3 separate regions of the Mus musculus genome follow, and all the other regions are linked to region 3. Evidence: chromatin loops called from intact Hi-C (ENCODE). Cell type or tissue: heart. All regions are shown on one strand.

Region 1 (5,000 bases), 110 kb before region 3:
CCTTGGAGGCACCTGTTCCCACAAGCCCTACCATGAAATCTCCCTCACTCCTCTTACCAGGGCTGTGTTCTATAAATGACTTCCTCAGACAGTTTAAGATTTTGACCACAGAGACACTGCAAATCTCTGCTCTCTAAGGATCACACCTTGTCATGGGCTCAAGCAACCGTATTTGTGACAAACAATTCTCTATGCTTGCACCACCCCAACCAGGTCTCCTAGTTCCCCAGAGCTAAGGTCAAAACAGTGAGTGCAGCTTTCCCCAGGGCAGTGGAAGCTGGGAAGCTGGGCTGCTGTTCAAGCTTCAGGCCATCTTACCTAAGAGCTGAAGCAGCCGGTGCAAGGCATCACCATGAGCCATGCGTGTGGAGCAGCAGCAAAGGCTGGGTTAGAAGGATGAAGGGGAAGAAACGCAGAACAGAAATGGAGAAAAAAGAAAGGTCTCAAAACTCAGAGAGCGCAGGGCGTGGTGGCACAGACTTTAATCCCAGCACTCGGGAGGCAGAGGCAGGCGGATTTCTGAGTTCGAGGCCAGCCTGGTCTACAGAGTGAGTTCCAGGACAGCCAGGGCTATACAGAGAAACCCTGTCTCAGAAAACAAAAAAAAAAAAAAAAGAAAAAAAAAAACTCAAGAGAGCTCACACCAGCTGGGTAGGAAGGCTCGAGATTTTATTGCCCACCCCCCCACCCCCCACCCCCGTTCTCTGAGACTCCTGACTGCTTTTCCTGCACTTGTGTCTTGAGAGAAGTCAGATCAGCAAGGTACATCTTCCCATTTTTGCTTAGAGTCATTTCCAACCAACATAAGTTCCATTAAGTAACAAGCATTCTTAACAATACCAGAAGGGCAGGCCAAACAGCTGCTCCACTAGGGGAAAGCAAGCCCAAGCCCCCACCCCCACCCCCACCCCAGGCTACACACTCTTGTTCATTAGCCTCCTGCTGCTCAGTCCTCTGTCTTGTCACAAGGAAAGGACTGATCTGTCTGCTCACAATACAACCTTTTTAACCCCCTTGCCCACAGATGCCCTGGTCAGGGTCCTAACAACCAGTCTAGCAATGCTTGCCTAAAACCAACACTGGAAGAACTAACTCAGCACTTCCCTTGCACCTCAGATGCACTCAAGTGGCCCACACCATATCCACAGTGTGTGATGTGTGTCTCATGGCTTGAGACACAGTTAACGAGGAACTAGACTAGCCTACAGTTCACATGTATTTGTGAGTATAAGCTGGCTCACAGGAGTCCTGCACTGAAACTCAGAGACACACATGCACATTTGGGGTGCTAAACAGGAAGGCCTGAAGTTACGAACAGACTCAAGTCAGACTCATTTGAAGAAGAATCTCAAAACTAACCTGGAGCTTTTAAACAAAGACGAAAACTGGACATTCTAAGAATTTTACATGTATTGGTATAAAGTTCTTTTTCCTAAAGCTTTTGAATTATTATTTTACACTTGATAGGGCCCCAAGTGACTTAACTTATCTAAGGCCACAAGGCTTAGTAACACCAATCCTCCCCCAACCTCTTTCTAAAACTGCCTCTGGGCCCTGACTGAGAGACTTTGGGTCTATTATTTAAGTGCTTCGTTCATTTTGGGCCAAGGCTCAGAGACGAAAGTAAAATAAGTACTGTGCTGAGCAGAGGCACCAGGCAGCACAAACTGCTCAATAAACGGTATTTATTATTGTTAGCGTTCCCAACTCTGAGTCTACAGTGAATGCTTCAGGCAAAGGGACATTCGGTTCTATAAATTACACGTTCTCTGGAAAACAGCCATTTGCAAGCTCTAGGCAGCCAAAGAAAAAGGAGCAAATTATAAGCAGTATTTATCTTGGATATGGTCTAGATCTTCAGGAGGGAGTAGGAACAGATAACCATTGCTAGTTGGAAAGCAATGACCACACTTGAGGGTAGGGGGCGCCATGATACTCCTCGGGACCACAGGGACTTTTCCCAGAGGGACTCCAAACCCCATTTTGCTATAACAGAGGCAAAGCAGAAAATTTCTAACACACACACAGACATATGTTACACATACACACACATATACATATATACATATATATATATGTATATATATATATATATATATATAAAAATGACAGGGACAGGAGTACTAAGAGTCCTCCCACAGTCTAGGTATAGTAAATATTCTTGTTTATTCCCAATACCTTTGCAATCCTGCTCACATTATTCAATGACCTTAACAAATCCAATTTAAAGAAAAAAAATGTAATGAGGGTGTATATGAGTACAATGCATAGGAATGTAAAGTATATTTAAAAAAAAAAAAGTCTAAACTAAACGTACAAACTGGCAGTTGCTAAAAAAGCCTGGTGGGAGTTCATGCTAGCCTGCCTACATGTGTGTATGCTTGAAATTCCCTCGATCAAAAGTTATAAATAAGTTGAAAATCAGTACAAGTTCTCTCCATGAAGAGAACAGTTTTCCCCTGGAAGCATAAGCAGGAAATTAGGTCTATCTATATCAGTACTGTGGGAAGCAGTACAAAACGAAGGACACTGAGGGAGGAAAGGCACGTAAGAAAGAAAACAGGCCAAGTGAAAGGAAGCCAGGGTAGCCCTATAGACAGGATGTGACTTGACAATGCATCACCAGCAAACTCCAAGTACGGGACCCGAGGCCACAGGCGTCCTTACAGAAGTAAATCAAAGTTTTACACTTAAAAGAGAGAGAGAGAGAGAGAGAGAGAGAGAGAGAGAGAGAGAGAGAAAAGAAAAAAAATTATCATAATAGTTTGTTGAAACTTATTTGGTTTTGGTTTTTTTGTTTTTTTTTTTTTTTTTTTTTTTTTTTGGTTTTGTTATTGTTTTGGTTCTAATTAGCCAGGGAATAGTCCAGTCTAGGGATGGACTTTGTGAAGGGTGTGAAGGAGAGCTTTGTGCCAGGGACAGTCAAGACAGCCAGAATCTGGATAAGGAAAGATGGCTCTTCCGTGGGCAAGACAGATTTTCTCTTTTCGAGCGCAGTCACCTCACACAGTTAACTGAAAAGTTACTGGGTCCACCCCGGGATCTACAGAGCCTGCCTGCTTCTCCCTGGCACTTTTTTCATTCCCTATGAATTAAATTCTAGCTCGGGGTCCTCCTGCCATCCACTAAGTCAAAGCTAAATAATAAACCATGCTAGTGATTCGACATATCTTTAATTCTAATCTCCCTCAGAGGGGAAAACATTACTCCTAAACCACCGAGGGTAAATTCTTTAACAGCTAAGCTTGGAAGAAACTTTACAGAACTGATAAGGTGTCATTTGGCCTTTCGGATTAAAGCTACAAGTGCCTCCCAATACAGAGGCTAAGCCCGGGACTATCAACAAGGTTATTTAGTGCAGAAACACCCCAGATGAAAATGCAGATGATCCAGTCTACCACCAGACTGATGGAAGAAAAAAAAAAAACAAACAAAACAATAAAACCCTCTATCATCCATCATTCTCTAACAGAATTCAGGTAACTACTCCCAGCATTCAGAAACCAACAGTTCCTCTAAGATTTACTATGGTTCCATTCATAAGGACACTCGTCAGACAGTCCCTTCACCTCCTCCTAGCCTGACAGCAGCCTGCAGCTCCCAACTCTCTTCACCCATCACTTCCAGACATTTCCAGTTGATCACTTGCTTTTTATAAGGGTGCTCTTTCCAGCTTTGGGGACAAACAAGACTACAGTAGTTGATCCCAAGGCTGAACCTACACTGAGAAACTTTACAAGTATTACTAAAGAGCGGCACATGGTTCAGTGCCCACAATTCCTCTGCTGCTAGCATGCTCTACCTTGCTGGACTTCAAATGAAGTTTTCATGACTCTAAGAGTCCCTTGTCCCGCAGCTACACGGGGGCAATTCTCTCTGAATTGCTCCTGGAGAGAGAGTTTGACTATCCTTATAGGAAGAAATGGCCAGGAGCAAGACTAACCCAAAGTGATGTTACAGGCACCAGCTCCTCCACCTCCCATTGGTCTACCGGCCTGCCAATCTACCTGTAAACATTTTCAAGATAAATCATCACCACCCACTGCCCCCATTACGGGCTATGAGAACAACAAAAACAAGGTTTCTACCCAGAGGTACCTCACCACTCTCTTCATGGACCTTATCAGGTTGTTTGAGTGGATTTTGCCATGAGTTTATAGGAAAAGAAAGGCGATGGCGTGGGGCTCAGCACTTGGGCTGAGGGGTCTATGAGAATTCTGAGCCCCAGGGCTCAAAGGCTGCAGCAGAAGTGGAGGACTTAACCTTGTCATACCGAACTCTTCCCTCCCACCCTACCTAACTCTACAAGCCAACTAACACAAGGCAAAAATTAGACTTGCCTCTAGTAGAGTTAAGAGTGCCTCTGGCTACTGTGAAGGGCAGTACCGGGTGGCTTTAAAGGAGGCACTTCGGATCATGGACATGCGTGTCGCAGTGTTTCCAATATCTTTTCCCTCCACCAGCCAGTTGTCCTTGCGGTCATCACCAAAACCAGGGCAATTCTTTCAGAGTCAGCAGAAGCTCATCATCACGAGACACCTGAGCCCCTTAACGTGGACTTTTGCTTAAGGGGTTAGGCCAGGAGGTGGAGGGGACGCAAGTAGGGCAGATAGGCAAGCTGACTTCTTGGTTAAAAACCAAAGTTCGCTGCACCCCAGCGAAGGCGACACAACACTCCGAATGAAGGCTTCCCGTCCCCTGCAGCGCAGCTGCGGCTGGGCACCCGCACGCATCCTACCTTGGACCGCTCCTTGACATAGTATTTGCCCAGCCGGCTCCCGCAGTACAGGACCAGCCGGTCGATGAGGGACAGGAGGAAGTTGATGGCCTCGCAGCCCTCCTCGTTGCCCCCGATCCACGTGATCTGGTCGCCTCGCAGGTGCCGCTTGGAGACGCCGGCGCACGGCCCGGCCAGCTGGCCGTCACGCAGGGCCCCGTTGTAGTGCAGCTGCTTGACTCGCTCCAGCACGCAGTCGCCCACCACCTCGCCTAGGAAGTTG
Region 2 (5,000 bases), 180 kb after region 3:
CATGGTAGAGTGTCTAGCATGTCTGAGGCCCTGGATTCAATTCCTGTAAGATAAGGAGGAAAAGAGGAAGGTACTTAGACTTAGGAACATATGTTAAATAATATTAGATTACACTTTATTAGATAGTTTTAATTTAAAGGAAGTATTAAGATCTAGTTTTACTTATCAACAAACTAAAATGATTTTAAGGAAAAGGGGGAAAAAGAAGCATCACATAACTGTGGGAATTTTGCCATAAGAGGTTTGTTTGTTTGTTTTAAGTTCTCTAAGAAAAAAATTGTATCAAAAAACCTAAAGTGGTTGGCCATTTCTAAAACTAAGCCTCCTTCTAAAACAGCTGAGGGAGTTAATATCCTCCCAGCCTGACCTACAGCCCATAGTAAACAATGTAACATTCCCTTTCTGCCCTGTTACTAAAGTATCTACTTTAACTAGACCTAATTTTCCCATGCTCACCGCAGCTCTTTCACTATGACTGATCCATTCTTCAGTCTTTCATTTTGATTGACCTCTGACCAGGCTGAAACTTGTCATTGAATAATTATTTTTCCTAAGGTGTGTTGGTTCGTTCTTGAATTTGCTGAAACCTGAGAACGTGGTATCCGTTGTCATTAGATTTAACCAACACTTTGGCTGAGTAGAAGACTTGAGTCACTGAGTTCCTCAGAAATGTGTAGACATTACTTCACTAAATCAAAGTCCAAGAATAGCTGGGTTTTTCCTCTTCATAGGTGACTTGAAAAGCTCATGTCTTTAGCCAAGTGGTAGCAGGGAAACCTATCCCCCCCACATGCGCCACTCCTTTACATTTTGAAGTAGACAAATTTCTTCTATGACAATAATAAAAGTCAACAATTCAAAGCCACAAGTCCTTCTCTGCCTCATTAGACATTCTCATCATTGAAGACTGCTCAGATGTCCTTTTCTAACCCATAAGCCTTCCTCCTCTCACCTTTCCAAGTAGAATTATCTTATTCACGTAACATTTACTACATATGATGAGTTTCCCTGCTAACGACTAGGAAGAGGTCCGGGTTTTCTACAGAGGACGAAAGAAAATAGGTTAAATAATACAGAGTTTTATTTTAGTAGCCAACTTTATCACAGTGCCAACTGAATAGGGACTCAAATGTTGACTGGTCACCTATCTCTTCCAACTTTACCCTGTGAAATTTTGAGAGACTCTGGAGTTAGTATACTTGAACTTCAGCAGGTTTCAGAAGCACCTGGAGGAACAGCTGAACTATAGCCCACTAAGCCCCATATCCCCCGCCTCATGGCTGTGACAACATGGTTGTGGTAAACTTAACAAGGGACGGGTTTATTTTAGCTCATGGGTAAATTGCCCATCATGGCAAGTAAATAACGCCAGCAGGGGCATGAGTCAGCCAATCACACTCTCCTTTGCTTCCATTTAATTCAGCCCGTGAGACAATGCCACCCACATTCAGGGTGGGTCTTTTCCTCCTCAGTTAAACCTCTCTGAAAACATCTTCACAGACACATCCAGATGGATGTGTCAATGGAGAGATGACTCAAAGGTTAGTGGCAGTTTCTGCTCTTCCAGAGAACCTGAGTCTAATTCCCAGCACCCACATGGTGGCTCACAACCATATGTTGTGTTACATAAATACCTGGAGACACACATACACACATCATCATCATCTATAAATAACCCAGTAGTATGTCTCATAGGTGATTCCTAATAGAGTTAAGTGGACAGTAATGATAAACCAACACAGGTATGGCTCAAGAATTTTCTTCTCTAACAAGTGCTACGCTGGTGCTGTTTGATCCAGGCTGAGAACCAGAGAGTTAGAGTACTTTAGAAATGTAAGAAGATGGACGTGTTCTTGGAAAACAAGAGAAATCAAGGTTCAGATTAGGACTTTCCATATAGCCCCAAAGTCATCAAAATTCGTCTTGAGAAACATAAACCTAACACAAACAACTATTAGCCTATGTTCCCCCTAAGCAAAGATATCTGATGTGTCTCTTAGCTCCTTTTTATTCACTGGCCACTCATGAACAAGAGCCTTTAATCAAGACCCTCTACCCTGAATGATCATCACTCTTTAATTCCGTGGTTCAAGTATGAACCCAGAGGAATTTTGTGTGCCTTAGACCAAATTCTCCTTCAAGATAAAACAATTACAATTATATATATTTTAAATTCGTGTTTCTCTTGTTTTTTCTGTTTCTCGGGCTTTCCATTCTCTCTGCCTGCCCTCTCTCCGCCCATGAGGTAAGAGAACAGTGATTCTTGGATTAAGACTTGACAAACCACCAATAGTTACATATTCCTTGCCACCACAAGCCTTTCCACTTGTCACTGAAAACGGTGGTCACCAACCCCACCCACTCCTAGCCTGCCTCCCGTACAGAAGCCTCCACGTGGTGATTGTTGTACCCCTTTTCATAAATGGTGTTACTATATAGTGTCTTTGAGCACTGTGATTTCCTTAAGTTTTTCTGCGGACTTTGAGGTGACTAAAGTTGCATTGTAGCTCCACCTAGAGCCTGCTGCTGGTAAGACCTAGGACCCAGAGCAGACGGATGCGGGACACTCACTTCCAGTAAGTAGTAGGCTTAATGAAAACTCAGCTCTCCGGGATTCAAATGGACTGCAAGGCTATAAGAAATTGCTCAGCGTTAGGTCAAAGAGGCCTTCCCTCTGGACCTGTGACTTGATAACTCTCATTTTAAATAGTGTCATCGGCTTGGATTTTGGCTTCACGTTAGGATTTTAACTCTGGAGACACAGTCTTTTCGAAAGCATTTCGATAGGGAAGGAGCCTGGAGGGAGGAAGTTCAGCAGCTGACAGACCTTTTGGCTCTACCTCAGCTGCGTGGAGATCTGCGACCTGAAAAATCAGCGTGGCCTGGCCCAGGGCCGGTTGCAATGGAATGTGCATGTGCCCGAGAGTCCATTAGTCTCATTTAATGTGTGTGTGTGTGTGTGTGTGTGTGTGTGTGTGTGTGTGTGTGTGTGTTTTCCCCTAGCGGATAAATGTGAGCATCAAACACCCTGGCTTTTTTACAACACAAAAATCACAGGTCAGTGCCTTCCATGAGACCTGTTTGATAACAGGGAACAAGGAAGCAACGTTGGAGGACACTCAGACCCAGGAGGGTGAGCAGAGTGTTTGGGCAGAGCCAGGGGTTTGTCCCTGTAATTTAAGTATTAAATTAACTCTCTCTCCTGCTTGGGAAGAGAAATCAACACATTGCTGCAAGCCTCCTGCCAGCAGCAGCCTGCACCAAAGCTGCCCTAGGTCCCTACCACCAAGTTCTTTCATGGAAGGCTAGTCTTCACCCACCATTAAATAGACCAGGGTGGATTTTAAAGCACAAGGAATTCACATACCTTTCTCTTGACTATTTATATCAAGAGGTACAAAAGCTGAGCCATGCAAATGATGGGACCCCCTTCGTAAAGGTCCACAAATGTTGTCTGCTATGCTCCTTGGGACTGTTCCAGCTTCTGCATTTCCTAGGCCTCCCAGTGTGGCTTTTCTGTAAATTCCATGAGTCCTGTGCCCCAAATCATCTGAAATTGTTCCTTAGTAGTCAAACTGCTGACCACAAAGCCAGGGACGTTAAAGAAACAACCGGACCATCTCCCCAGAAGAGAGGTGAGAAGGGCAAATGAAGAAGACCTGGCTTGCATCTGACTGTGAAGGAGTAAAGTCTAGGATCAGTCAGGTCAGAGGGAGGCCCCAAAGTTCAGTCACGCCAACCGCATGAGCATATGAAGGAGTGCAGAGCCACAGCCCTGGCGGAGTGTAGAGCAAGCATTCCACATGAATCAGGAGCTTCTTTGGGAACTATCTCCAGATGAGCCAAATGGTTCAACAAGGCCTATGAATCCTTCAGTCCATGCTGCTCTGTGCCATCCCAGCCCTCCAGACATGCCTTACACACTCGTTTCTAACATCCCATCCCAAGAGGAGACATAGGCAGCATCTACCCTGCCTCCTAAGGTCTCAAAGGACAAACCAACTCAGTTACTGAGCTAGCTTATGGAGCACAATGGGGTGCTAACTTAAGCACATTTCCCCTTCCCTAGCCTTTCCCAGCCTAGAGACACCAGCCCCTCCTTGAGGCCAAGTGCTCTTGGAGAAGGGCTGCAAACAGTGGGTGACTGGAAGCAGCTAGGTATTCAGATGACCATCACAGGCTGAGCAGCACCCTTCCCACCCCTTTATGAGGGGTTGTAAACCATCCACGATCCCAGCAGCGGGGACAATCTTTTGCAAGTAGGAACAGCTGAACCCCTTAGATGACAGCTGTTTGGCTAGGAGAATAGTCCTGTACAGGTATGTGCATGCAACTGCGTGTGCGTGCGCACACACAAATACACACACACACACACACACACACACAAACACACTGGAGCCTAGTTTCTCAGCATGGCCACCAGACTGTAAGTTAGATGAGGATCTGGGCTGCTGCTTTTTTTTTGGGGGGGGGTGGTTGGTACGTGGGTATGGGATATTTTATTAATGAGTCTCACTGTCTAACCCTGGTGGTCCTGGAACTTAAAGAGTTCTGCCTGCTTCTTCCCCCTTAATGCTAGCACAATGTTTCTCAACCTGTGGCTCATGACCTTTTTGAGGGCTGCATCTCAAAGTCCTGCATCTCAGATATTTACACTGCGATTCATAACAGTAGCAAATGTGTAGTTAAGAAGTAGCAACAAGATACTTTTATGATTGGGGGTCACCACAACATGAGGAACTGTAGTAAAGGTTGAGAATAGCTGTGCTCAGATAACAGATGTCCACTACCTCATCTGGCAGTTACCAAATTTCTTGATGTAGACTTTGAATCCAGCTTCACCATCCTCAGGAGATGAGGCCAATGCGTTCCCAGGTTGCCAACCCCTGGGCTGTGCCAAGCCTCCCAGCTCTGAACTCTTTCTGTGGAAATGCAGACGATGAGACACTGATGTGGAAACCCATTCTTAAATGTGTCCCTTTAACACACGAGCATAGGAA
Region 3 (5,000 bases):
AATATCTCTGTCTGTCTGTCTGTCTCTCAATATCTCTGTCTGTCTGTCTGTCTCTCAATATTTCTGTCTGTCTGTCTGTCTGTCTGTCTGTCTCCTCACTATGTAGCCCTGGCTATCCTGTAGACCAGGTTGTCTTCAAACTCCCAGCACCCCCCTGCCTCTGCCTCATGAGTACTAGACTTAGAGGTATGTGGCAAATATTTCCTTTACAGAAATATTTCCTTTACAGAGTCCAGATGCACAAGCTACCCACTTCTTGCGATCTGGTGTGTTCAGTAAGTTCTTGGGCCTGGTTTTAATATGCTTTGTTTTTCTTTCCCTTCAGACTGCACTCTCTCTGTCTAATTCCAGGGAGAAGGAGCATGGGTTAGTTATAAAAGGCTAACAAACTTCAGGTGGGCTGAGAAACTCCTGGCAGGAACATTGCATGCTGGTAGCATCTTCAGAACCCTAGGATGCAGGAGACGCCTGACAAGAAGACCCACCACATACGTGATATTTACAACTTAGAACAGATCTGCATATGGAATCTCCCACCACAAAAATTCCCTTTTCTGCTCTCCAAACCCCCACGGCCCTGTACCTGGGCACACAGTCTCCAGTCCTTTGAGAGCTGCCCTTCGCTGTTGGGGGAAGTGCCTGGTGGTTATTCTAATTAAGCATTGTAAACTAGCATCTAATAAATCCGATGACCATTGGTCAATAAAATATCTTCAAAACAGTCATATGGAGATCCTTATAATTCATGATCTTTCATCAATTCGGCTTCTTAGGACCAGTTATGATGAAATGCCATCTTTACCTTTAACATCTCTGAGTGAACTTATGCCCTAAGGGAAAAAACAAACCCATCCTTCCCATTCAGCAACATATAAAGCAGGTGTTGGGTTCTGAGTGCTGATTACTGGGTGCTGGGTGCTGGGTGTCAGAGGTAGAAGACAGCATGCTGCAGTCCCTAAGGATATGGAGACTATGCCTAACAGTGTGCTCTTGTTACAAAACCATTTATGTCGTTTGATCTGAAAATTTCAACTATGCAAATCATTAACCAAGTGACCAACTATTTACATATAAAGACACTTGAGAGAATATTACTTAGACAAAAAGTAGAAACAACATAGCATACAATGATAGCAGAACTACTGCAAACATGACAAAGTGAAGGGTTTGTCAATGTGAGTGTTACGTAGTATTCTCAATTACAAAATTAACTTATTAAATATAGAATATACCAGAAATAACATGTTGTGTGTTCCTGTGGAATTTAAGGACTCTTGTCTTCCTATTCTGGGTATTTAGCTTTATTCTTTTATGAGATATGTATTAATCTTTTCCTCTAGGAAGCCTTGGGGAATCCCCTTTCCCAAAACAGTAAAACAAACCAGAACAAAGCCCAGCCTACATAATAAGCAAAACTGAAAGGCAGTTCTGTAACCCGGAGCTCTGCCTAAAGTGGAATCCACCCCCTTCGTTTGTGCTTTTCTTTCCTTGTTTGTTTAGTTTTGTTTGGGGTTTTGTTTTTGTTGTTGTTGGTCCTGGGTTTTTGTTTGTTTTGTTTTGTTTTGTTGAGACAAGGTTTCTCTGTGTAGCCCTGGAATTCAAATGTAGTTCAGGCTGCCCTTGAACTCTTGGTTTTGTAACTGCTTGCTTCTGCCTCCTGAGTGCTAGGATTAAAGACAGGAGATGCCACCTGCTGCCACCCCCACAACCCAAAGTTCATTTCAGTTTTGCTTGTTTCTACTGGTTTCCCAAGACAAACAAACAAGAGCAAAGCAGGCTTTTCTGAAGTAGTCAATGACTGACATTTTCCCCATCCAGTTATCTTCAACAAAGAAAAGAATATCCTGTTTCATTGCCACGACCATTGCAGCTACAGAAATGCCATTTGCAGCTAGCGCCTTACTGCAGCCCTGAAATAAGTCAGGTATCCATAGGGGCCGCTCAGGACCCCTAGGCTATCCTGTTGGTGTTACAAGCCCAGGGACCACCCGCTGCACTTGAAGCTGAAAGTCAGTATCCCCACCACCACACCCAAAGACCTGCCTAGTCCCCTGCAAGCACTACTCTCCCTTTAACTGTGCCAGAAAGGGCAGCACTAAAGAAAAAGTGGGGGTAATTTGACACATTCATTAGAATCCCCACTTGATTTTGGCGGAGTGTGAAGGCTTGTGGAGACCAGGTAGCCAGCCTGTGCTGGCCTGTGCTGGCCTTGAACTGGCTAGGTAGCTAAGAATGACCTTGACTTCTGATTTTTCAGTCTGGGGCGTATACCAATACACTTGGATCCCCTTTTCTCTGTCACCTGACTTTCCACTGAAACATGAGACTGGGACCTGTCACCAAAGAAGGTTACGTTAATGCCAAGTGCTCCTCTGTGCGGTGCTAAAAGTTCTCTTTGTGGTCAACTGATAAAACATTGAACAAAGGCGGGTCTTGAGCTCCTCGCTGTCAATGGATAAAGGGAGCCTGTCCTTTCTACATCACACTGGGTTGCTTAGAGACCAAGAGATTTTTGAAAGCAACAAAAAACCTAGAGTAATTCTGAAACGTCTTCACTTAGATAAGAGGCCATAAAAGAAAGAAGCCAGGGGCCAGCTCCGGGGCTTCTGTGGACTCCCAGGAGGTCAAGAAGAGGCTCGAGGGAAGGGCATGTACAGAAACCCGGATTTCTCCTGTCTAGCTGCACCTGGGACCAAAGATCAGCTCCCACTGTAAAGCCATCCTCAGGGCCATCAGGGTGGGGCTGCACTGGGGCCAGGGCGAAGTCCCTCGGGGTGAGCCGCGGGCAGGTAGCCAGGCACCAGGCAGGACTCAGTCCCGGTCCCGCCCGGCCCAACCTGGCCCTGCCTGCCACCAAGGCTCACGTAGCGAGAGCGTGAGTCAGCACCATCTGCTCGGTGAACCCTGCCCACCTCCCGGCAGGGGACCGCCCCCGCTTAGCCCGCCTGCGGGTTCCACACGCTCAGAGGGGTCCCCAGCCCCAAGATGCTAGGTAGGCTCGTTTTCACAGAAAGAGGGGCAGGAGGGTAAGGGCCGAGAGGAGCCTGAGGGTGGTCCTTCCTTTGCATGATCTTGACCTTCTCCTAGTCCTGATGTTTCTTTGTAGAGAGAGCACTCAGGCTTGCAGACTGGCTGGCTGGCTGGCTGGCTGGCTCACTGACAGGGATGCGAGGGAGGGAGGGGTGCTGTAGGAGTCAAGACCCTGGGAGACTGGGAGCTGATGGAGGGAACTTTTGAAGGGGGTGGGGGCGGGGAGTCCCTTATCAACTGCATCTCTCTTGGTGTGGGGAATAGTTTGCATTTCCTGTAACTTGCACCTGTTTAGTTCTAACCACCAACTTTATAAAAGGAAATTGCCTACGTGCCTGACGGCTGAAAGACAGAATTAGAAGCACTCTTCGCTGAATGTGTGAATGCTGCAGGAACTCCAGTTAAGTTCTGGACCTACAGGGTTGAAAGTCTGAGTCTCCGGAGGGAACAAAAGAATGGCAAGCCTCCTTTAACTCTTCCAAGTACTCCCCCCCCCCCCCAAATTAGGGCACATTATAAAAAGGCTTTCTTTCTTCCTGCATTTGTGATATGCAAATTTCACTCCCTTTTCTTTCTTTCTTTCTTTCTTTCTTTCTTTCTTTCTTTCTTTCTTCCTTCCTTTCTTTCCTTCTTTCTTTCTTTCTTTCTTTCTTTCTTTCTTTCTTTCTTTCTTTCTTTCTTTCTTTCTTTCTTCCTTTCTCTTGTTTTGTTTTGTTAGTTTTTTGATTACTTTGTTTGGGCTTAAGATAGGGCATCTCTGCATAGCCCTGGCTGTCCTGGAACTCACTATGCAGACCAGGCTGGCCTCAAATTCATAAAAATCCACCTGCCTGACTCCTAGGATTAAAGGTGTGCACCACCACACCTGGGCTAATGTCACTTTTTTCTTTTCACACACACACACACACACACACACACACACACACACACACACACAGCTCACATGGCTCAGCTCTCTTGTGGAGGTCAGAGGACAATTGTGGATATTATTGTCTCCTTCCACTCTGTGCATTCCTGGTATTGAACTCAGATCTTCTGCTTGGCAGTCAGCACCTTCAGCAGCTGAACCATCTCACCAGCCGAAATGTTACTTTTTCAAAACCCGTGAGAGAAGCAAGCAGAGGTCTCAGAGACAGAAGGGTGCTTTTGAAGGGAAAGAAATATATGGAGAAGGGAAGAGAGAAAAGGGAGAGAGAATAAAAAGCAAAGTGGTTTAACAGAGCAATATGGACCCCAGAATGAAAGCTACTGTCTGGGCTCAGGTAGTGCAAAAATAAGTACTATCCCAAGGTCCCAGCTTCAGGGTCGGTGGCTGGGTGAAGCCACTAACCACGTAGAGCTAAAGATAAAGGAGGCCCAGCACCCAGTGGCTGGACTGTTCAGATTCTACAACTTGCAGGCTATGTGACCTTAGCCAAGCCATGAGCAGCATCTCTGTCTCCCTCCTTCAAAAAACAAGAATGGTGAAGTCAGTGCTCATGTTCCAGGACTTTTCAGAGACCCAAGTCTCTGCATTAATACAAGGAAAGCACCAGAGCTAAGTACTGTGCTTAGTAGACACTCAGTAAGTACTCAAGGAAAGCACCAGAGCTAAGTACTGTGCTTAGTAGACACTCAGTAAGTACTCAAGGAAAGCACCAGAGCTAAGTACTATGCTTAGTAGACACTCAGTAAGTAACACTCAGTAAGTACTCAAGAAAAGCACCAGAGCTAAGTACTATGCTTAGTAGACACTCAGTAAGTACTAAGGAAAGCACCAGAGCTAAGTACTATGCTTAGTAGACACTCAGTAAATACTGCTACAGGCATGAATACAGGCGATGAAGGCCAAAGCCATCAGACACAGCAGAGCAGGCTATTGTACACAACTCCAGAAGGCTCAATCACACGTGAATATGGGCTATGCAGGGTGGGAATCCTGAGGATCCAGGTGGCTGAGTTAGTACTGCTCATAATAGCAAAGTAACAGA

The links. Peaks named below come from ENCODE experiments on the same cell type or tissue, not always from the same donor. Only the 100,000 strongest peaks of a DNase experiment are listed, where the experiment ranks them.
Region 1: it touches region 3 in a loop (5-fold over the local background); 10 of 42 quality-filtered maps call a loop at or near these places.
Region 2: a loop joins it to region 3, with 2.1 times the contacts of the local background. A loop is called at or near these places in 5 of 42 quality-filtered maps.

What each region holds. Positions count from the first base shown.
Region 1 is chr12:54,198,467-54,203,466 of GRCm38, forward strand. Egln3 (egl-9 family hypoxia-inducible factor 3) reads right to left here. Exons shown (of 5, transcript NM_028133.2): 1 at 4,739-5,000. Among named protein-coding and RNA genes, the nearest start is that of Egln3, 2.9 kb to the right of the region's middle. In heart, a CTCF peak has its summit at 1,907; a DNase peak (open chromatin) is centred at 4,015; H3K4me3 peaks cover 1,879 bases; H3K27ac peaks cover 1,931 bases.
Region 2 is chr12:54,487,366-54,492,365 of GRCm38, forward strand. No RefSeq gene overlaps it. Among named protein-coding and RNA genes, the nearest start is that of Gm36213, 10 kb to the left of the region's middle. In heart, a CTCF peak has its summit at 2,523; no DNase peak of the experiment used is centred here; H3K4me3 peaks cover 264 bases; H3K27me3 peaks cover 1,042 bases.
Region 3 is chr12:54,310,410-54,315,409 of GRCm38, forward strand. No RefSeq gene overlaps it. Among named protein-coding and RNA genes, the nearest start is that of Gm35895, 38 kb to the right of the region's middle. In heart, no CTCF peak of the experiment used is centred here; a DNase peak (open chromatin) is centred at 2,862; H3K4me3 peaks cover 1,218 bases; H3K27ac peaks cover 1,496 bases.